3 separate regions of the Mus musculus genome follow, and all the other regions are linked to region 1. The links are chromatin loops, found by intact Hi-C in ENCODE. Cell type or tissue: left cerebral cortex. All regions are shown on one strand. Region 1 has its middle 73 kb from the start of Gm22805. Region 2 has its middle 21 kb from the start of Gm31557. Region 3 holds the start of Gm22805 (a small nuclear RNA gene).

Region 1 (8,000 bases):
GAGACATGGTGGAAGACAGGCTTTGAATGAAGCGCCAAGAATAGGACTTTGTGCTGTCCAGATGATAATTGGAAGGATTTTAAACTCAAGAGTCTGTGGAAACAGCACTACTTCAGAGGCTATACTAGAATGTTCTCTAATCCATCAATCCATTACTCCATCCTAAGATTCTTGCAAAGAAAAGTTGTCCCCAAACTCTAAGGCCTTTCCTCTCTCTCTATCCTACCGGTGCCACTGTAATAGCAAGGTTGCCTCTTTTTGACACTCAGAACAGAACACTATCCACATCTATGCCTCTACTACCATCACTGCCATTATATGTCTCAGTTCTCAGAAAAGGGAAATAGATAGCTAAAGAAGTAGAAGATAGGCTGTAGAAACTTCTGGGACAGGCGGCCTGAAGAAATTGTTGTAAAAGAAGGAAGTCCATGAGAAGAGAAACAAGATTTGGGCCCAGGGTGCTCACATTAATAACTGGACACCATCCATTTAATGCCTGCTGGAGTAGAAAGTCTAAGAAAAGAAAAGAAGAAAAGACTGCTCAAAACTTCTGCTAACAGAATGCTACCTTCTCCTATTTGAGAGCAACATGATTGGCAAATTGATACAGAGAGTCTGATAGGAAGGAAGAGAGTGTCTCCTGGGATAAGCTTGTCCTCAGTCTACTCCAGTGTAGACTGTTGAAACGCAAACTATGGGAAGAACTCAGTGTGGGTTAACGGTACAGAAAAAAGACCATTCTTTACCCACTACAATCTTAAACCTCATTCACCATACAAGTGAGTCTGCCTGGACTAGATGTTGGGTCAAAAGTACTAAAGAGAAGAAGTGGGCTCTCTGAGTTTCATGGGTTTTGCAGTACACAGTACACTGAAGATTTGTACACAGTGGAAAAGGTCAGTGGCCTAAGAGATAAAGCAATAGAGGTCTGGGGAATGTGAGGTTTTAGCACTATATAAGAAGATAATCTGAAAAAGTTTTGTGAGATAAAGGAATTGGAAAAGTGGGGAAAAGAAGAAGAGAAAGAAGTTGAGGAAGAGGAGGGGGAAGAAGAAGAAGAGGAGGAGGGAGAGGAGGAGAAGACAATGACCTTGGGGCTTGGATTGGAAGAGTCAAAGGATTAATCAGATGGGGAGTGACCAATATGTTTCTCACCTCTCCATCTCCCTCAAATCATTTCTCTAGTTCATCCAACGCTCTAGCTTTTCTATCTCTTTCTGCCTATGACTCCCCATCTCTGCTCCCAGGGGAACCCTCAGTCCAAATGGAGGGATTTATGAACAGAGATACTCCCTTCTCCAGATCAATGGCCAAAGATCAATAGCTATAATGCAGAAAATTAATCCATATTCATTAGAATTGAATTGAACAAATGATATTATTAAAAAAAATCCCTTGGAAATCTATGTAAAGAATTACATGGAAAGTTGTTCTAATGTCACTGCTGTCTGCACAGCCAGGGAGGGAGGAGCTATTGCTCACATTCAAAAAGCACTCTAGAAGATTCCTTCTTAGAAAGTAAGAAAAGGGGCTCCCATGTTGCTGCTGCTTCTTCTTCTTCTTCTTCTTCTTCTTCTTCTTCTTCTTCTTCTTCTTCTTCTTCTTCTTCTTCTTCTTCTTCTTCTTCTTCTTCTTCTTCCTCTTCTTCTTCTTCTTCTTCTTCTTCTTCTTCTTCTTCTTCTTCTTCTTTTATCATACATTTGGAAACACACCCACAGACATGGAGGTAGCATGCCCCTTCTTCTAACCTGCCTGACTTCTCCCTGGAATCTGTGAAGATCCTCCAAAGGAAATAAGCTGAGTATGGCCTCAACATTGTGAAGGCATCATTGACACATTTAAGAGCTTTCTGTTTCTACTTTGCATGCCATTTTATTCTTTCCTGATACCTCAGGAAAATCCTGAAGACCCCTGACAAAGGTTTATCCAGCATCTTTATAAGATGGGGGTGTCTGTAATATGAAATTAAGTATGGGCACAATTCATGTATTTACACTTAATTCCCCACATAATAGTATTAAGGATCAGGGCATGTAAGAGGTGGTTTAAAAGGGACAAAGTTCATACTGATGGAGTTAGGACCCTTCAGAAGGGGCTTTAGGAAGGGGTTGCCCCTTCTGCCCCTCCCACCTCATCTGCCTCTTGAAGCATTTGGCCCCTCTAGAGAATCTCCCAAAAATGCCATCTTGAAAGACCCATACCAACACTCAGCCTGCTGTCTGTCACCTTGTCCTTGGACTTCCCAACATGCAAAACTATGAAAAAGAAATAGCCACCATGTACAGATTACCTAGCCTAAGACATTTTGTTGGCAGAGGCAGGAGCTCCTCGTAACATATATTACAAGGAGGTAGGGACCATTTTTGTCCTTGCCCACCACGGTGGAGAACCTCATTTTCCTTCCTCCCCTGAAACGTTCCTTTGGTGAATATTCACAGTTCTCCTCTCCAGAAGACCAAAAGCTCCTTCCAGGGTCTCATACAAAACTCTCTAATGGTACCACGTGAAAGAGATCACAGGGCTTTAGGCTCTCCCTTTTCCTAGTCCAGCTTTCTATACTCTCAGGGCCCCATTAACTACTCTGAGTCTCTTTTCTTTCTCTGGGATGTATGTGTCTTTTTCTGGGAAACTGCCAAGCATTTGGGAGAAGCCGTGTGGGCAGAAAATGACCACAAAGCTAGAGGGAATGCTTAAAGAGTCCAACAACCACTCAACACGGATTTATTGAGCATCTGTCATGTTCCAGGAACCATGCAAGGTTGGAGCGGGGGAAGATGAGCCCTGCCTAGGCCAGCCTTTCTCACAGCCCAGCATCTGAGTGGGAGCTATGGCATCAGGCAGCTCCACAAACTTCTTCTATTTTTATAAGGTTCATTCTGTCTTATGGGCAAAGAAGGGCCACCCAAGTGTCCTGCACTTATTGGTTGAGTTAATCAAAAAGAATTCATGCCCTGTCAGCCCTTACTTTTTGAGATGGGGAGCAGAGTTAAATAAGAAATGACAGTGACTATGCATAAGGCTCCTGAAATTTTCTCCTCTGTTAAACAACCCCCACCGTGGCAGCCACTACCACCACGCACACATGTTCACATGCTGGGGTGCACACGCACACGTGCCCATGCACTCAGAAAAGACTTGCTACTCCCTGCTGTAAATGCAGGCTTCGAGAGACAATTAAATATTGATATCTTTACATCTCAGTATTTTCTTTTCAAATCCAAACAGCCCCAACAGGAGCCATTGCTGATAGTTACTTAACTCCTTAAAACGTCCACGAGGGGTTTTATCCTTTTAAAAGGAAGTCGTTACAAGCAAGGAAACGGAAACAGGCTGGGGTGGGAATGGGCTACTTCTCCTGAAACAAGCCCCCGAGAGGAAACTTCCGCTCACTTTCGTAGACTCTGCCCCAGAGAGCCAGTTCTAGGAGCAGGGCCAGCTTTACACAAGCAGGTCTGGCCTCCCACATCGCACCCTCTCCATGGCCTGAAAAGACAAAGACATACTCTCTTGCCAGCTTCCAAAATAGGCACTTGAGCGCCCTGCAATCAGAGGCTTGGTGAAATTATGTAAATTGTCCATGCATAATGATGCCCCTGCTGAATAGATTAACCCAGCAGGGGTACTGGACAGCACTGAGCAGGTGTTAGCTGCTGGGCCCTCGCGCTCTACCCAGCATCAAGGGTGAGAACCTATACAGCACATACTACCACGCACTCTCCTTTTCTCTCAGTCAGTCCCAAATGTTTGCCCACTAAAATCTCCAGGGTCAGCCTGAACGGGAAGACACAAACCTCTTACCCCCGGGAGTTGTTTCTTGGAAGGTCAGCAAGGGGACCCTTCAAATGGATGAACCTCAACTGTAACCTCTAGAGTCCCTGCCCTGTGTTTCTGTGTCTCATTCCCTGCCCTGTGGGTGGGACTCGCATCCTTGTATTCTCCACAGGATCCAGTCCAGAGCCTTCTCCACAGTAAGCACTCCCCCGGATGCTTTTTGAATAGAATTGAATTCTAAACAGACAGAGCTGGAATGCCTCTTTGAAGTTATTCAAGCAGTCCGCAGACATATTCCGATTGTGAGTCACACGTCGTCTATGGGTGCAAACACTGGTATAGGGATTCCAGCTTCATTCTCATTACATTCTTTGAAATCTTGAAATCACAGGGAAATTGTGTCTTTGTGTGTTTTAGGCACTTATTTTTGTTTTGACTCTTGGGATTATTTTGGTTTTGAGACAGGGTTTCACTGGTGTAGTCCAGGCTAGGCTCAAACCTCTATCCCACTCTTTTGTGCCGTTGTGAGCTCTTCCATGGGCAGATGGACAAAGCTTTCACCAGCCTCTTAGCGGTGCCACGCCCCTTCCCTAAAACAAACACTGTCAATGTCAATGGCAGCTAGCAGAGTGGGAAGTGTAGACTTGAACCCCCACAACTAACCGCATGCTAAGAACTGGGGATGCGAGGGGAGGGGGCGCAGGGGAAGGTGGGCAACCTGAAGAAGACAGAAACCTGAAATCAAGATCAGCTCCATGTAAAGTAGCTGCCATTAGCCCAAATAGTCACTAATATAGAAAATGAGCCTTGAGAGGGTTCGTTGCTCTCCTAGGGTCACATCTCTCCCACAGCTGCCTTGGCATTTGACAGCCTGGCCGGGACACCCTTTTATGTTCTCACAGGCACGGGACCCCTGCCATAGTTGTCTGTATTCTGAGCAGCTATGGCAGGGGCTTGTTGGCTAGGCCTCTCTGTCCCCAGTGCGCACATCTCTGCATGCTTCAGCGGACTTTGTGGAGTCTATTTACCACATCTAAGACCAATTTCCTTCCCTTCAGTTGCTTTGAAGATAATTGAAGGTACTTGCATTGTCTGCCTGGGAATGTAAAAAGCCAGCTAATGCTGCAATCGATGCTTCCTGCTTAATGCTGAGCCTCAGCCCAGCCCGCCCTGAGCACCAGCTAACACAGCGTCCGTCCGATGATGGCTTCGGCAGATCTTCCCGGCCAGCTACTTTGTTAATCAGAAAGGGGTTGGGGGGCTGCGGGGGCCCTCAGGATAATGGCAGGCAGATTGAGTTGTTAAGCCTGAATGAAATATTTAGTAGCGCCATTTACAGGATGCTGCTGGTGGGAGCGGTCCTCTTGGCGCTGCCTGGGGATGAGAGGGAGGTGCTCTCCTTGAGCTCCCCAGGCAGGGCACTGATGAGCCTGTTACAGCAGGCAGGGAGGAAGGCTGCAGCATCAGCCTTAGAGGTGGAGGAAAGGGGAAGGAGGACTAACCTGGATAACCTCCCAACTGACACACCCCCTACAGGGCAGGCTCAGAGAGCTCAGGAGGGCCCACCCTGCTAAACCTTCAGTGGGCATGAAGAAGGAGTGCCCACCACATTCTGTATAGCGGTTCTGCTTCTTGGATGGATTTAACAAGGACGTAAGGCTGGTTGTGACATGAGGTAGGGAAAGGAAGATATTCGTGTTCCTTTCTCCTGATCACTGAGAACATAGAGTCCCTGCGATGTGTTTTAATCCACACCAAACTGATGTTCTCGCTTCCAAAATTGTGGAATGGAGCCGGCGAGATTCCCAGAAGAAAAAAACACTCGCTCCCAAGCAGGCTGAGTTTGATCCCTGGTTCTCATGTGGTAGACGGTGAGAACTGATTCCCACAAGTTGTCCTCTGACCTTTAAATGGGGTAACTCCCCCATACACACAGTAAGTAAGTAAGTGAGTGAGTGAGTGAGTGAGTGAGTGACTGAGTGAGTGAGTGAGTGAGTGAATGAATGAATGAATGAATAAATAAATAAATAAATAAATAAATAAATAAATAAATAAATAAATAAGTGGTGGAGTCTTTCTGAGGTGGGGCTACACAGTTCATATGTTTATTCAACATTTATTTAGCTCCTAATCTGCTATGAGTAGGAATTTATCAGGTGCCTTAGTATCTACCTTCTCCACAGAACTCACCCACCTCCCTCACCCCCCACCCCCATCCCCCACCCCCACGCCCCATCATGACTGAGCAATGCTTTAACCCTTCCTTAGGTGAAGAATGCAATGCTTCCTATCATCTGTCCCTGTCCCCTCCCCTCTCCCTCTCTCCTCATCTTCTCCCTCTCTCTTCCTTCCTCTTCATCTTCTCTCTGTTTCTCTCCCTCTACCTCTCTCCCACCTCCTCTTTTCCTGTCTCTCCCTCTCTCTCTCCCCTCTCCTTTCTTCTCTCTCTCTCTCTCTTTCTCTCTCTCTCTCTCTCTCTCTCTCTCTCTCTCTCTCTCTCTCTCTCTCCTCCTTCCCTCTGACCTCCCCTCTTTGCCTGCTATCTTACAGTCAGATTACTATCAGTTAAAGGTGTATATATAAATAAATTCTCAATAAATCACTAACATGGTTCAATGCAGCTACAACCAATAAGTTAGCTAAGGAATAGCCAGGCATGGTGGTACACACCTCTAATCCCAGTGCTTGGGAGGCAGAGGCAGGCAGATTTCTGAGTTCGAGACCAAGCATGGTCTACAGAGTGAGTTCCAGGACAGCCAGGGCTACACAGAGAAACCCTGTCTCGGAAAAACAAACAAACAAACAAACAAGTAAAAAAGTTAGTGAAGGAATTAAAATAAAATTATAAATAGCTGACATCTTGAGCAAGTATGATAAAACAATATAAAAACACATGATGCACCACGGCTAGGAAGGCAAGGTTGGTTTAACATTCAAAAAATAATATAACTCACCATGCTAAGAGATACAAAGAGACAAAGACAAATCATGTCAAGAGATACGAAAAGGTATTTGACATAATTCAATGTCCTTTCTTTATAAATATTCTAGGGGGAAAAATCCTAGAACTCAAAGCAAACCAGTTTATATAACACTCAAAGAATAAGTCAGATACATATGGATTCACCAACAAATCCCATTTACACATTTAAGAGACAGGGCTTGGATGTAGCTCAGTGGTATAGCACCTGTCCAGCATATGAAAGACCCTGGGTACAAGCCCAGGTACCACACTCACAATCCTGCAAAGGCAATCCTGTATATGTTGTCCAAAGAATAGAAGAAATTATTTGTGGAATCAATAAAATCTTGGTTGTGGAATCTGATGAAGATAGTTCAATAAGAGAACCTACTAATCAATCTCTCTCAGGCAAAGATCCTAAACAAGTTACTTACAAATAGCGCAGCACAATGAACTTGGGCTGACTCCAGGAAAGCAAAATGTACTATTTGAAAATCTACCAAGATAACTGACTATAATTTGCCAATTAACAGAATAAATGAAAAAGGGGGAGAAATTACATGATCACCTCAAGAGATAAAGAAAAATTATTTGATAAAATTCAACACTGTGTATGCTTTAGATGGGAAGGAAGAGAAATGTGTAAATGAGAAGAGGGAGTGTTCCCATGCGTGTTATTGCTATGGTACAGACGAGGCACTCCTGATACAGGATACAGTTAACTCAGCTAAGCCACAGAAATCAGAGCTCAATGCACAAATGTGAATAGTATGCCTGTGTAGAGCCAACAAACAAAAATGGTTTTAAATGACATTTTCAAAACATCTAAAGTAAATATAACATAAGATGTTCAAGGACCTCTAGGAAAAAAAAAAATCCTCTTATCACTGTGAAAGAAGACTGTGGCAGGTGGCGGGATGGATTTTTGGATTGGGAGAAGCACCATTAAAGAGCTCTCAATTCTTCTCCAATTGACTTAAGTTTTAATCCCACCCCAAAAAATATGCCCACCTTTTTATTTATTTATTTTTTGAGACAGGGTCTCATCATTATGTAGCTGTGGCTGGCCTGGACCTGGCTATGTAAACCAATATGGCCTCCAACTCAACAAGATCTACCTGCCTTTGCCTCCTAAAAGTCTCAACATAATTGTCTTTCATAATTTTGTAGAAACTGAAAAACTGTAAAATTTACATGCAAATATAAAGTATTAAAGTATCAAGGCATTCCTGAAGACGATGCTATATGTAAGTGATAATTTGGATGG
Region 2 (8,000 bases), 120 kb after region 1:
CTCATGGATGCTGAAGAGAGAAAATGCATCCTGGGTGGTTATCAAAGATGACAACTGCCCTCCTGCAGCTCCCCTGTTGTGGTGGAGCATAGGAAGGGTCTAGGCTGCCTTTGAAGTCCACCCTGGGAGAAGACAGAGCTTCCTTTTCCTGCAAGATCCAACCTCCAAAGAGCAATGAGCAGAGGTTCTGGTCAAGCGTGTGCAATGGCTCCTCATGTAGCCCTAATTGGTCTAGGACCCCTAGGCTGTCTAGGAGATAATATAGTCATGTGACCTGTGTAAGGCCATTGAGGCTCCCTGAACTGCACTTCATCTTCTGAAAGGCGGGGATCATCCCATACTGTATTAAAAGATGTCATTGACACTTCAAGATTCACCACCCACCTTTTTCTTTTACGGAAAAAGAAAACAGGAACTACCAACTAATCTATGCTGTATCCTCCACCATAACTGGAATCCTGATGTCAAAGACGTTTAAAGGACGGGGAAAGATCAATTGTTAGAATTTACGAAAAGTAGTCATGATAATTCTTACTGCACAAAGGTTTTGGAGAGGACCCAGTGGGCTAATGAGTGTCATCATGCTTGGCAAAGCAGGAAGCTGGGTGACAGTATGAGTTGTGTTTAAAATTAGGGTATCACGATGGTCAAGTTCCCAAGCGACAACATGAGGGTGTGAGCTTCAGGAGGCAGCCTGAAGCCATCTGGTTCATCTCCTTCAACATTGCATCCCCATTGTCCAGAAATGCTCATCCCATGGACAGGCTCTCAATGCACTCATCATTACCTGGATGCAGTCTCACCCATGACAGGCACATTGGGAATACATAGCCAAGGCCCTTCTGGTCCCCTAGCTGTGGACTAGCTGAAAGCTCCAGGTCAGGGCTCCCAGAGATTAGCGGGTACCACCTTCCACAGTGAGGAGCCTTGTTTTCCCTATAATGAAGATGAATACTAGCCCCAGGAACAGACAAGGACTGTCCCTCCTTCCCAACAACACAAACAGTGGAAGCATTTATAAAGCAATGACTGTGTGAACAGCCAGAGGCTGAGTTCTGCATGGGAAAGAGACAAATGAGATCTTCTCTCCTCTGGAGTTGATTGATTGAGAAGAAAAGATATAAGAATAGAGAAAATATTAAAGCAACATGAGGCCTGTACATGGCGTTAGGGACCTGTTCTTTGGCTGGCATATTTGTTCGCTAGAATTACCATAACAAAATGTCATAGACTGGAAGGTTTAAGCAACAGAAATTTATCATCTTACAGTTCTAGAAGCTTCAAGTCCCAAGATCAATATGCCATTGGGGTTAATTTCTTCAAAGGCCTCTTGACTTGGCTTATAAATAGCTGTCTCATATCTGTGTCTTTAAATGTTTATTCTTATGCACGTATACGTATTCTAATGATTCTCTTTTTTGGGAAGGTGCCGCTCTAAGACTTCAGCATGAACTTGGCAAGGATAAAATTCAGCCCATGACAGTTATTTAGCTAGTAGTTCACAATCACCTACTGTATGCCAACTACTGTGCTAAGTGAAGAAGAGATGGATAAATAATATAGCTCTTAAGAGGATCACAACCAAGTTCGGGAAGCTGACAAAGGAACAAGTAACTGGCATCCTTTGTGGAAGGGTAATAACAAAGCCACAGAACCAGCATGACTGGAGTTCCAAAGAGGAATGACACTGTCCTAGCCTGGGAGGTGGCCAGGGGAAGCTTCCTTGAGGAGACAAATCCTAACTCACCATGAAGGATTAACATGAGCCACACTCCTGATAGTAAAAATGTGAAGAAGACAATGTGAAGAAGCCACACAACAGTCAAGGGATAGAGTGAAGGAAGATGACAATCTCAGAGGTTAAATTGAAACTACAGGATGCTGAGGTGCCTCCTTTGGTCTCACGCTTTGGGAACTACACTCACCTCTTTCCAGGCCTAGCTCTATCCCAGTGTTTCTGAGGGAACACAGATAGTTTGATGATGCTGGAACAGAGGTCAAACAAGCAAGGACTGCGTGCTATACAATAACCAAATGGGAAGAGCTGGATGTGGGCTCTGGATGAGCAAAGGAGAATGGTCTCTGTTCTCTGAGTGATGTGAGGTCAAGTGCTCCAAGGTGGAGTCTTCAGGGGCCTTCCCTTCCCTCCCTATGTGGGCAGCCATGTATCCTATCTGGTGGCAATGTGGTTTAACCATAAAACACATTGTGCAGAGCCTGACTGGAAACTCAACAGGTCATAACTGTCACTATTCTTAACTCTGCCCGGGATGGTTGCTTATCTGCGGAGAAGGGATCATACAAGCATCCTACAGTGTCGCTGGGAACTTAAAGGAGATGGCTAATGTAGTGAGGACCAAGTGAGACACAAAGTGAAACAAATCATGATGAAGTGCGGCTTCATAGTGTGCAAACCAGGATGATTGTATTTGCTATTGAATCGAAATTCCTTTGATTGTGAGACCCACTATGCTTAGATCCCTCACTCGGGAAGAAACGAATGTTAAATGTGGTTAGGCATGACACGGGCTCAGCACTGAACTTAGGATACAAGGAGAGATAGAAAAGGAGTAGGTATAAAGGGAGACAAATGGGAAGAACCCTTGGGCTTCTGTCTAGTTGCCTAGGTTGGAGACCTGACCATGTTTGACTTTTTTTACTCTCCTGCCTCCTCACCCCATTAGCCACCAATTCTGGACCTGCTATCTCCTTCCTTCAGAATCTGTCCATGTCTCTTAGCCTAGTCTCTTAATTCCTTTCACCAGCATTATGGAGTTACTACACGGTGGCATGTGTGATGTTAAGATCCGGTCATAGGAGAGTAAAGGCCCTGATGGACTGGTGGACTTGGAATAAGAAAGCTATTTACATGGGCACATGCGTAGGAGGAGAGAGTAGAAGGAGGTACAGACAGGGAGACAGCCATGGGACAACAGAGACAGAGGCTGAAATAACTGCTCATCACCACCAGAACCTTGGAAGAGGCAAAGATGGACTATTTTACAGAGTCCCAGAGGAGGCGGGATCCTGCCAACGCCTTGATGTTGGCCCTCTGATCTCCAGAGCTCCAAATCAGTTTCTGTTATTTTAGGCCATCTGGCTTGTGCTACTTCATTATAGCAGCCCTGGGAAACTAATACAAGTACCAGCTCCTGCAGCTGTTGCAGCTGTACCGATCTGCAGAAGGACAGAAGGACAGGAGGCAGGGAGGAAAAGAAGATGTCATTGTCTTTTCCCATTGTCTCATCTCTTTTGAGACAGGTATTAGGGGGTTTGGTTTGGTTTGGTTTTGTCCCTGGGTGTGAGCAAAGATTTCTTACAGAAGGTACTGTAAACATGTACCTTAGACATCTTTCTGAAAGAGGAAGTGAGCGGTGCAAAGGGAAAACTTCCTTCAGATAACCAATTGACAGAATGATCATGTGAGCTTCTACAGCGCCTCCATCCCTGTGGACTCATGAACTTGAGAGAGAATGAAGCACTTTTGTAAAAAGGGTATAAAAGGCAGTATTGTATAATTTCTCTTAAATGTCTGTTGGGCATCGGGGGCCTATAAATAGGCAGTACATCTGCTGTGCAGAGTAAGAACGGGCCGATCTCTTAAACAGGATGCAAACTCTGGATCTTTCCAGATCTATCTAGGCTGCAGGGGCGGGGCAGGGGCAAAGGCTGGAGGGCTGCTCTCAGCACCTTGGGAGGGAGGCTCAAGGAGGCCCAGGGGCAAGGCCAGCCCGCTGACCTATAAGGAAGCAGAGAGGAAGCAGGTTCTCTGTCCCCGGGTGTTGCCCAGGCTTGATGGCTCACTGGGAGCTGAGGGATTAGGGCTTGTCCTTTTCTGTGTTACTGCAGCAAGCAATTGTGAATTTAGTGGCTCCCGACGACACAATTTTATTATCTTACAGTTCCAGGGATCAGAAGTTCAAACTGAGTTTTATTAGATTAAAATCTATCTGTCGGCCTAACTGTGTTCCCTCTAATAGTCAAAGGTAGAACCTATAGCCATGGTGTTTTCCAACTGCCAGAGGCTCTACTGCTCTTGGTTCCTGTGTCCTTGAAGCCAGCAGCACTGGGCTATGTTTTCCCCACATGGCTGTCTCTCTGGCTGGCTTTCTTTGCCTCTTCCTTCTGCTTTTAAGAGCCCTTCTGATGAGTAGTTCCACCAGAAGCCCTATGTTAAGATCAACTGGTCAGTAGACTTAATTGATGGACAGCCTTAATTCTCCTTTGCCGTGGGAAGGAATATATTCACAGGTCTCAGGAAGCAGAATATGGACATCTTTGTCTCAGGAACACTGATTAGCCTATGACCATATGTTCTGCTCTTGCCCACACGACAAGCAAAATGCAAATACATTCACCCCACTTCTGCTACCAAAATCTCTATTACTCACGATTCAGTCAGAGAGCTGGACAGAGAGATCAGTGCTTAAGATCATTTGTTGCTCTTGCAGATGTCCTGGGTTCAGTTCCCAACACCCACATTGCAGCTATAGCCATCTGTACCTCCAGTTCCAAGTGACCCATGCCCTTTTCTCACCTTCCTGGGCACGAGGCACACATGTGGTGCAGGTATATATACATGCAGCCAAAACACATAAAGTCTATACACATAAAATCTATACCTAAGTGAATTTTTTTTAAAAAGGATTCATTCAGAAAAGCTGAGCAAGTAAGAGACATATACTGAGACTTGTGACAAGAAATTGACCTGGAATTGTGAAGTCTGGATAAGTAAGTCTGAAACCCATTAGTACAGACTATCATTAAGGACACACCAGAGTGCTGAGGCCCAAGCTAAGGATGCAGGTCACAGAAATGTGTGCTGCTTCTCTAAGGGAAGGTTCTCCCTTACCATCAAGCTTTCCATCCGATTGGATTTGCCCTTTCCAGAAAACCTAAACTAATTTCCTTAGAGTCACTTAATTATGAACTTTAATAACATCTTCAAAATACCTTCAGCACATTGGGGTTAGTGTTTGATATAATAGTAAGACTATAGCATAGTAAATCTGACACATCCAAGACACCATCTGTGCTGGTTTGAGTGAGACTGGCCCCTGTAGGCTCATAGATTTGAATACTTGGTCCCCAGTTGATGGAACTGTTTGGGAAGGATTAGGATATATAGCCTTGTTGAAGGAGGCTTCTTAAACGCGTTCTCACGACCGGCCAGGAAGAACACAACAAACCAGAATCTTCTGCGGCAAAACTTTATTGCTTACATCTTCAGGAGCAGGAGCGCAAGCCCCCAAGCCCAAAAACGAAAGCCCCCCGCTTACATCTTTAGGAGCCAGAGCGCCAGCGCCAGAGCGCAAAAGCGCAAGCAAGAGAGCGCAAGTAAGAGAGAGAATGGCGGAAACCCCGTCCCCTTTTAAGGAGAATTATTCTTTGCCTAGGACGCATCACTCCCTGATTGGCTGCAGCCCATGGCCGAGTAAAGGCAGAGTACATGTAGTGGAAAATTACTCTTGGCACATGCGCAGATTATTTGTTTACCACTTAGAACACAGGATGTCAGCGCCATCTTGTGACGGCGAATGTGGGGGCGGCTCCCAACAGAGGCTTGTCACTGTGAGCAGGCTTTGGGGGTTCAAAAAATGCATGTGATTCTCTCTCTCTCTCTCTCTCTCTCTCTCTCTCTCTCTCTCTCTCTCTCTCTCTCTTTCTGCATTCTGGTTGTAGATTAAGATATTAGCTACTCTCAGCTGTTTCTTTGCTCCACCAACATGTCTCTAACCCTCTGAAACTATAAACCAAATTAAACATCTTCTTTTAAAGGTTGCCTTCTTCGTGGTATTTTATCACAGCAATAAAGAAGTGCCTAAGACATCACCCCAAGATGAAGGTGGCTCACTAAGGACTCGGTCCTGTGCCCAGACACTGATCAAAAGCTCCTGTAAACCTCAGAATGGTTGGCAGTTGTGAAGATGTTCCTTTGCACAATGTTAAGAGCACATGACTGCTCTGAGCCACTGTTCCCTGAAATTAGGAACTGCTTAAGGGCAAAGGCCAATGTTTTGTATTTATAGCTGCATCTTCCAGGCCCTAAGTTTGCTGTTAGCCATTATTGGGGATGCTCAGAGTTTATCTGTATACATACACACACACACACACACACACACACACACACACACACACACACACACATATTGTCTTAGGGTTTTACTGCTGTGAGCTGACACCATGACCAAGGCAAGTCTTATAAAGGACAACATTTAATTGGGGCTGGCTTACAGGTTCAGAGTTTCAGTCTATTATCATCAGGGCGGGAGCATGGAAGCATCCAGACAAGCATGGTTCAGGAGGAGCTGAGAGTTCTACATTTTCATCCAGGCAGCTAGAATGAGGGTCTTAAGCCCACACCCATAGTGACACACCTACTCCAACAAGACCACACCTCCTAATATTGCCACTCCTTGGGTCAAGTATATAAAAACCATCACATATTTATGTACATACATATATATGTATATAATTATATCATTTATACATACATATGTATGTATACATAATCAGATAGATGGGTATTAATAGTTATAGATATAGATACCCCTCCCCGTTCCATGTGTTAGGCACATCTGTTCCATTGCACCTTCTCCATCTTGATAATCTGTCTCACCACAGACCCAGAAGCATCAAGCTAAACTCCCATGGATAGAAACATCTAAAACTGTGAACTAAAACAAATATATCCTCCCTTAGTTATTTTTCTCAAGCATTTGTCATGGCAGCTAAATGCTGTCTCAACTCATAAGTTCTCAGCTACTGCTCCAGTATTATGCCTGCCTGACTGCTACCATGCTTACCACCATGTGACAGTCATGGACTCACTCTCTGAAGCCATAAGCCCCCAATAAACTCTTCTATAAGCTTCCTTGGCCATGGAGTCTTAGCACAGCAATAGAGAAGTAACTAAGAGAGCACCTTACTAGCACATTAAGGCACAAATACAATCTTCCCTTAAATTGTGGGCTGTTTGGCAATGTCTTAGGCAGGGTTCTATGGCAGTGTAGAGACACCATAACCAAGGCAACTCTTATAAAAGAAATCATTTAATTGGGGCTTGCTTACAGTTGCAGAGGTTTAGTCCCTTATCATTATGGCAAGGAGCATGGTGGCATGCAGGTAGACAGGGTAGCTAAGAGTTCCACATCCAGATCAGAAGGCAGCAGGAAGAACAAGAGCCTCTGGGACTGGCTTTGCAACCTCAAAGCTTGACCCCAAGGACACATTTCCTCCAACAAGGCCACACCTACTCTAACAAAGACCTTACTCCCTAATCCTTGCAAACAGTGCCACTCCCTGATGACCAAACTTACAAATATCTGAGCTGATGGGGGCCATTCTTGTTCAAACCACTCAGGCAATAAACACAATTCCATTTGATTTGGTGTCAAAACTCTTCTCTAACTCCATTGGTTGACAAGGGGTATGGAAAGTTATAGAACCTTTCTTTGCCTATAGTAGGCAATACCTAAAGGCAGGGAGGGGCAGAGACTTCCAGGTCCTTAGTCTTAAGAATTTGAATAATGAATTTCATGGACAATGGAGAGGATGAGCTTTTAGAAAGGAATTGATTATAGACTCACGGGAGACCTTAAGAGAATTTATTATAGACTCACAGGCAGAGTTCTTATATAGCAAGAGTGGGTCCTAGGCAATGGCTTGTCAACAGGGTCCCATCTAAAGGTTAACAAGGCTTTGCTGGGTTGAAGTGTATGGGGTGAACTGGTTGTGTATGCGCCTCAGTTTCAATTACACCCTCACAAAAAGCTTCCAGATAGCTATGGACAAAAGAGAAGAAATATAACAATAAACAAGGCCAGAAACCAGAGAACCCCAGTACCTCTGCCATTTCTGATCTTCAGAAAGGACAGAAAAAGGACATACTCAGTTCCTGTTACAAGGATGAGAAATGGAATTGTTTTCAAGACTCCTGCACCTCACACCACCTCATCGGCTTCTAGCTGCTGTTCCTGTCAATACTACCTCTGGGATGC
Region 3 (8,000 bases), 70 kb after region 1:
GAGGCCCGTGAAATGAAGCGGGCTCAGTATTCTCCACCAGGCAGCACAGCATGGAGTATTTGCTCCACCTGCAGAGTGGGTCGCCTCCCACACCACCTCCCATATCACCACACCTCTAAATCCAAGGTGCCTGGGCATTCTTCCATAATGCAGCCTCAGATCTATCCTTTTTGTGTATGCCCTGGGCAGTAAACTGATTGTTTAAAATAATCATAATAATAAGGTAAAAAAAGCTATAACCACAAATTTATATATATATATATATATATATATATATATATATATATATATATATATATATATTTCTAAATGACTTTAACTAATGTCCTCTGGGCTTCTGGGTGGGTACTGTGCACCCTGTCTTCTGTGCACAGGCAAATGTGATTACAGCAAACCCTGTATTGGCCAGTCTCAGCACACGTAACTCTCCAGGCCACTGCCGGCCCTAACCACATTAGCAGCAAAGGAGCCATCCATCAGGCTAAACGGGGGAGTAGACCTGGCCCGGCTGCATGCCCCTGGATCCTCCCAACAGAGCATCTGCTCCAATTTCTCACAGTGGCAAGATCAGGCATGTGGCTGCAGACCCGATCTACCTCAGCTTGCTTCTCTCCTGCCAGCCTCAGCCACCCCATAACATCCTCAGAGTTTCTTGGCTGGCTGTGGAGGGACTCTCTGGTTCCTGTGGACAGACCAAATCTGGCTGGGGTGAAAGGCCATATTTTCAATCTCCATCTGCCTCCCACCCCCAGTTCAGCAGGTGCCAGCTCTCCTGCCCCCACTATCAACTCACCAGTCTCCTGGGCCCAAGCCTGTCAAAAACAGAGCTCACTGGCAGCAGGAGAAGGAAAGTGAAAGGGGCAGGGGGTCTTGTTTACCTAACGCACCGCTAGTTGCTACAAAGGTCAGGGCCCATCTGCCAGGCAGCAGGTGCCAGGAAGCCAGCTGCTTTCATGGCACAAGTACCAAATATGACTGAGGGGCAGGTGGATGGACCTAGACTCTGCCTCTCCTCTCAGTGCCCTGGCCTGCAGCAGACACGTGCACATGGGTTTGGTCTAGACCCAGAAATGACCTGATAGGCCACATATAACTGGCTCATTTGACACTGTGACCCATGCAAACGTTGAGTTTCGTGTTGACCTCTCCTTGTCATTTTCCACGCCACAAGACACCGTTCGTACTTCCTGCATAACACCAGGGAACCAATTTTACTTTTAGACAAAGTTCAATTTAATTAAGACTCCTAATTATCTGTCATGGGGGAAGGGGTGCCCAACAATGCTCTCATTTTCATCTGAGTAAAACTAATTTTATTTGAGGAGGCTCCCCTTGGTCTGGGGGCTCATCTTAGTTTAGAGGGCTCACCTTGGTTTGGGGGGCTGACCCCAGGTGACCGACTGAGGCTTCTTCTGGGTACAATTGTGTCATTTTCCTATTCTGCTCTCTTTACTAAAATTCTGCTGGGTTGTGACACTGTGTAAGAGTGGAGACACATGGGCTGGAGAGATGGCTCAGCTGTTAAAAGCTAGGCTTACGACCAAAAATATAAGAGTGGAGGCACAGGGAGAGACCCGAACGTCCCTGAAGGCAGGTACAAGCTACATCCCTAGAAGAACAGTCCTCTACCTCAGGAAGAAATGACAAAGGTGTCCCAGGCTGGCCTGAGTAAAGACACCAATTTTCTACAACTATGACCCTCTGGCTTTTACCAGTAGATTCAGGACAGTCAGGGAGGGGAGTAATAGCTCCCATAGGTCTCATCTCCTTCTTCAGAGTACTTCCCACAAGCAGGAAGGCAGAGCGGAAGACAGTCTGGAAGAACGACTCCTATGCTGATAGCTAGGCCAGGCTCCACCTGGGCTTGGGGTCCAATGAAGGCAGAGAGCTAGAACAAGACTCTGGGTGACCCAGGAGCTTCAGAGCCCCACATGTGCTCCAAACACTAGCAACTCTAGAAAGGGAACTGAAGCTTAAGGAAGGCTTGTACCAACTTTCTGACCTCTGCAAGTGTGGTGGTTTGAATATGCTTGGCCCAGGAGTGGCGCTATTTGGAGGTATGACCCTATTGGAGTAGGTGTGGCCTTGTTGGAAGAAGTGTATCACTGTGGGGCTGGGCAATGAGACCCTCCTCCTAACCACGTGGGAGCCAGTCTTCTCCTAGCCGCCTTCAGATGAAGATGTAGAACTCTCAGTTCCTCTTGCACCATGCCTGCCTGGATGCTGCTCTGTTCCCACCTTAATGATAATGGACTGGATCTCTGAACCTGCAAGCCAACCCCAATTAAATGTTGTCCTTATAAGAGTTCCCTTGGTCATGGTGTCTGTTCACAGCAGTAAAACCCAAAGACAACAAGTAACCTTCCTTCTCTGAGACTGTTTTAAGACGTTAGGCTGTCTGCCTTGCTCTTATTCAACCTCCATGATGCATGAAAATCACCTAGAAAGATTTTTAAAGTTCTACACGCAAGCATGGAGATCCCTAGGTTAAGTGGTTGCAGGGGAAATGACTAGTATTTTTTTTAAGGCTTGCTAGGTGACTCTAAAGTTTATCTAGGCCTGAAAAACCCTAGCTCTGGAGTTTTGTAGCCACTAAGCTTCCATCCAACAACCTAGAGGGCTTGTGGAAACAGACTTCAGGTCCTACCTTTAGTATTTCAGACTTAGTAGGTACATTTTTAGCAAGTCCCCAGATGATGGCTGGAAGGTGACACTTTGAGAACCATCGTCCTGTGGTGATGTTATTCCTGATCTGGTCCTCCAATATTGAGACAGCATTACCCCAAAAGTCGCTAGCAAGGCAGCACCACAAATGTCTTTACAGGATTAAGGAGGGATGTTAGCAATGGTAGTGACGGAAGGTAGAGGAAGGGCAGTGAGCTCCATGAGAAAATGGGCATATCAGTGTATAACAGAGGCAGGAGAGAAGAGAGATCAGGGTCAAGTTGGGTTGCCCCAGTTGATCATCAGGGTCAAGTTTGGTTGCCTCCCCACCAATCATCTGTTCTCTTGTTTGCCTTTCCCTACTGTTATGGAAAGTTTAGGGAATGGAGAGATGGCTCAGCAGTTGAGAGCATGAACTGTTCTCATAGAATACTGGAGCTCCGTTCTGAGCACCTGTACCTCAGGAAGGCTCACAACCAGCTGCAACTTCAGCTGCAGAGTATGATGCCCTCTTCTGGCCTCTCCAGGTAATGCACAATTGCAACTGTCATAGGCCCGCATCTGCATACAACTAGTTAAAAATAAATCTTCTTAAAGTACGCATCTTGAAACTATTGTATAAAGTGAAGTGACTCAACAAGCCAGTATTTTTGTTTTGTTTTGTTTTGTTTTTCGAGACAAGGTTTCTCTGTATAGCTCTGGCTGTCCTGGAACTCACTTTGTAGACCAGGCTGGCCTCGAAATCAGAGATCCGCCTGCCTCTGCCTCCCAAGTGCTGGGATTAAAGGCATGCACCACCACTGCCCGGCCAGTATTTTTTTTTAAGCCAGTTTTTTTTTTTTTTTTTTTTTTTTAGGCTAAGTGTCAGAAAGACAAATACCCATACTCTCTCTTATATGTGTATCCTAGCATTTGATGTGTGTTGTATATGGACATGTATATGCGTATATGTGGGTATGAATGTGGGTTTAGGCTGAAAGGGGACCATGGGAAAGAGGCACCAGGAAGGCAGCAGGGCAATAGTAAACACGTGCATGAGGAATGAGTGTATGCATGGGAGGTAGAAGCATGGGTGTGCGGAGTGCAAGGATCAAAGTAGATTAGGTTTGAGAATGCCACGATAAAGTCTAATGTTTAATATTCTAACAAAAAACACAAAAACAAAATAAAAACCCCATCCCACCCCCACTTCACTCCTACAGAAGCATTCCTCACCAAGTCTATCATTTCAGTTATATTAGGTGGAAAACACCCTGCCTAGAGCCCCCAGCACAAGAGCTTTATTGCCCCCTTGAACGTGCTCTGTGCTTCCCCCTTAGAGCCATAGATGTGGCCAAGCAGAAAGACAAGACTATGTAGACTGAGCGTACTCCCAAGTCCAGAAAGCCAACCTCCTTCCTTGGTGAGCTGACCCATTTCTACCCAAACATCCCCTTAACTCCTGAGCTGCATAGATGTTAGAGAACATGGTAAAGAGAGAGAGGGGAGGTAGCCCAGCCCAAGGAGACAAGCGAGCACCTCTACTACCCTGAGCCCAGTTCCAACTTATTGTGACCCTGACACAGCCAGCTTCTCTCTCTAGGATTTAACTTCTCTCTGTAAAACATGACAAGGACCCCTGGCGGGTTCCCTCTGACAGGACTGTATGCTGTATTGTGTAAATTAGATTACATTTTGTGTCAAGTTTTTCTCCTTGTGTTATTAGTAAGGAGTGGAGCCTGTCTGTAAGGTGCCCCCGAATCCCATTCCCAGCAGTTCGCTCTCAGGAGCAAGGCTTGGCCAGATGACTAATCATGACACACCATCTATTCAAACTGAGGCTAAGGACTTATTCCACATGGTTGCCATACCCACCCCATTACTCAGCTCCCATTCGGGAAGCTGCTGGAAGCACCTGCTACGACTTTAAATAGCCTTGTTGGTGGCAGATCTTCAACCAGGGAGGGTGGATTTGACGGCTGGAAGCAGCCCAAAGCTATCCAGAGCCAAGAGTGGTGAACAGCGTGAGCGATTAAGGCCGGGAAACACCATTTTTAGTCTGAAACAAGGTGTAAGTGTAATTAAATCGATCTGGGGGGCTGTCTGGATGGTCGCTAATGTCTCCTCCAGCTCCAGTATGCTATGATTTTCTTGTATAAATAGAAAATGGGTTTCGAAGGTGAAAGAAACATTCCACAGGTTAGAAAGAAAGCCACTTTAAAGGAATCTGTACGAAATCACCCCTTCCAAGGGACTACTTTAAAGGCCGATTCGTTGAGTGAAAATCTTGTCCCATGGAGTCAGAGATGTACTTTCTTCACATTTTATCTCTGAAAAATGCAACAGGACACAGGTGACAATAGGTAGAGGGCTGCAGTTTGGCAGACATCATTATTCCCATCTCGGCGTATATTTTAAAAGTGTGCATTTTCAGCCAGTGACGTCTTAGATTGGATGAAGTACAATACATCCAGGTTGACTTTACCTCTCATCAAAATGTCACTGGCCTGGTGCTTCTTACAGTTCCCAGGTGGGTGTTGCGGTCTTAGTGGTGGCTGCTGGTTTGTGTTTTCATGTTGTCTACTTTGGCTTTCCTGACACTAGGCAATCTATCTCTCTACCATTCTCTTACAGCCTTAGTCTTCTCTGTTTTTATTTGGAGATAATGTCTTTGAGTTTATAAGCCTGGCCTTGAACACTCCCGGTAGCTCAGGGACGCCCTGAACTTAGGATCGTCCTGCCTCAGCCTCCGAGGCCGTGCCACAAGCCCAGACTCAGGCTAGCCTTGACTCTGTTTTCCCTGCATATCCAGGATCTCTAGCAGTAAGACTCAAACACCAGCAGATTCTAAAGCTCTCCAGCTGCAGGCTTACGACATTTAAGATGCTTGAGTCTGGTGCTTGCTGAAGATACAGAAAGGAAGTGGGCCAGCAGTGGAACTGTGTGTGGTGAACTGGGTTAAGAAGGTCACAAGTGAGTACTGAGGCCATCTTGAGCCAAGAGGATGCTCGTCTTTATTTTGAGCAATGCCACCAACTAAAGTATAGCTTTCCCCCTTGTGACTCATACATACAATGGATTCACCAAGGTTGCCATGTGCCACAGGTTGTTAGAGAAAGGACAAGCATTACAGGACACAGGCTACTTTCTCAACCTCTCAGTGAGCCTACCAAGTGCCCCCACTTGAAGACAACCAAATATGGATTTGCAATGGAAGCCCCTTTGAGTATATGGTATACCCATGGGGCCTGGAAATTAATAATTAGGTTTGCAGAATGGGCAAAGCCACCTCCTGTTCTTTAAGCTCAATTTCCTGCAAGTGGAGCAGGAAGAAAAGAACTCAGCAGAAGATATATGAGTACCAGGAGACTCCCAATCCCCCTGGTGTTTCCCAAGTGTGCCTATGAAGTGAACACAGAGAGATCTCACTCCATTGATTAAAATATAGCTGCAGGCAAGATCTGGAGGCGCAGCCTTGCCTTATCTGAGACTTTCAGTTGCCCCAAAGTACAGCCCACAGGGAACTGTGCTGTGTGAGACCATGCCTGGCTATTTGGAAACAGAAGCATCCAGACCCCAGTCTGGTATCCCCAAAGAAAAAAATAGACCTACTTTGTTCAAAAGTCCTTGACCTGTTACAAAGAGACCCATGGGCTAAAAGAACTTTTCGGGTTAAGTTTGGCCTTCTGACCATAGCAGCTTCTCCACAAAATGAGTTGACCCTGCCCTGTCACTTCCCAGAATGCAAGACACTAAAAGGCGTAGAGGAAACGGCTGGCATATATGACGAGCAGAGGAGTAGATGAATCCAGCCCCAAGTACTGTGACTGCCACTCAGAGCACAGAGCTTGAAACAAAGTGAAGAGATGCATAGGTTGGGTTGGAAAAGAAGGACTTCGGATAACGTCTGAGCCTCAGCCACATTTACCTGAGCTGTTCTTCCTCATCTCTCAGATGAATCTCCACCTTCCCTGGCAACAAGCCTACTACTGGGGATACTCTAGGTCCTTCTTGAAGACTTAGACTAAAAAGGACTGCCTCGTGTTTCCTGGAAACCAGGAATGGGTCAGGTAACAAACAACATGGGTGAATCTAAAATCGTTCTCTGTGGGCAATTGACAAGGCCTCTGGTTTATATGGAACCTCACAGAACCCAGAGTAGCTGTGGGGATAGAATTGCTGGGTTGTATATCATACCCTCTCTATTTGCATATATTATGTGTTCCACACTTAACATTTTAGCACAGTGCCAAGTTATTTTCCAAAGTGGCTACGTAAATCTGATTCCCACCTACAATCTATTCACTCTCCTGTTTCTTCCCATCCAAGTGGGCTGGGCTGGGCACAGCTCAGTGGCTGAGCACTTGTCTACCATGAGGGAGGCCTCATCTTGTGTTCCAGCCCCAACAAAGGTGGGGGGGTGGGGATGACACGGAATAAGAGATGCTTTTGAGGATGTGCAAAAAAGGAAGAGCTCGTGCTCGCTTCGGCAGCACATAGACTAAAATTGGAACGATACAGAGAAGATTAGCATGGCCCCTGTGCAAGGATGACACGCAAAAAAGGAAGAGTTCATACATATTTCCGGTCAGGAAGTCAAAACAGTGCAGCTACTTTCCACTTCAACGAAATACAGCTCCATGCTTTGTTTTAAAATGTTAAATAGAGAGTACACAGTAAATGTAAACACAGAAAATATGAGTATATTCCATTCCTAGGTATTTACCCATAAAAGAATAAAATGTGTGTCCACACAAAGGTCTGCACATGAATATTCATACCAGTGTTTTGCATGATGGTCAAGAAGTGGAAAGAAACTGCCTCTCGATCGTACTATGCTCTTGCATTGAGTCATGACATCTTCCTTCTCCCTTAACGGTCACGTTTTTCTAGACAACATATCTTTGTTATCGCATGAGACGCTTCAGAGTTTTCTGGTACTTCTAGCACACACAGAAAGAATGTGGTCTCAGCACTGATAGTGTGCCCCGTCAGTGGCTAGATAACATGATAATAGATAATAATAAAGAACAAATATTAATTCATACTACATACAGCATGGGTGAACCTCAAAACCATGCTAAGTGAAAGAAGCCAGGTACAAAGATCCATTTAGATTAACATGGAAACTGGTAGAGAGTGGACCAGTAGTCACCTGGAGCTGGGAAGGGTAGCTGAGGGCACAGGAGTGCAGGCCACTCAGACCATACCATCATCCTTCAGGAACCTTTGACTCATTGGATGGCTGAGATCACAGGTGTGCATCACTGTGCCAAACTTAACCAGAGTCTTCCTGCTTCCTCCTTTCTTTTTCCTTTTTTTTTTTTTTTTTTCCCAGTGCTGGGGACTGAAACTAG

Evidence for each region. A loop is a pair of places that touch in the nucleus more often than their neighbours do. Peaks named below come from ENCODE experiments on the same cell type or tissue, not always from the same donor. Only the 100,000 strongest peaks of a DNase experiment are listed, where the experiment ranks them.
Region 2: a loop joins it to region 1, with 2.5 times the contacts of the local background. A loop is called at or near these places in 2 of 42 quality-filtered maps.
Region 3: it touches region 1 in a loop (8-fold over the local background); 2 of 42 quality-filtered maps call a loop at or near these places.

What each region holds. Positions count from the first base shown.
Region 1 is chr9:46,699,431-46,707,430 of GRCm38, reverse strand. No RefSeq gene overlaps it. Among named protein-coding and RNA genes, the nearest start is that of Gm22805, 73 kb to the right of the region's middle. In left cerebral cortex, no CTCF peak of the experiment used is centred here; DNase peaks (open chromatin) are centred at 3,058, 3,500, 4,000, 4,699 and 1 more place; H3K27ac peaks cover 3,109 bases.
Region 2 is chr9:46,582,721-46,590,720 of GRCm38, reverse strand. No RefSeq gene overlaps it. Among named protein-coding and RNA genes, the nearest start is that of Gm31557, 21 kb to the left of the region's middle. In left cerebral cortex, no CTCF peak of the experiment used is centred here; DNase peaks (open chromatin) are centred at 3,534 and 4,182; H3K27ac peaks cover 416 bases.
Region 3 is chr9:46,629,340-46,637,339 of GRCm38, reverse strand. The region is part of intron 3 of Gm31557 (a long non-coding RNA gene); the gene reads right to left. It overlaps Gm22805 (a small nuclear RNA gene), which reads left to right and starts at 7,121; the gene lies at 7,121-7,227. In left cerebral cortex, a CTCF peak has its summit at 3,189 (motif pointing left); DNase peaks (open chromatin) are centred at 4,563 and 6,942; H3K27ac peaks cover 1,244 bases.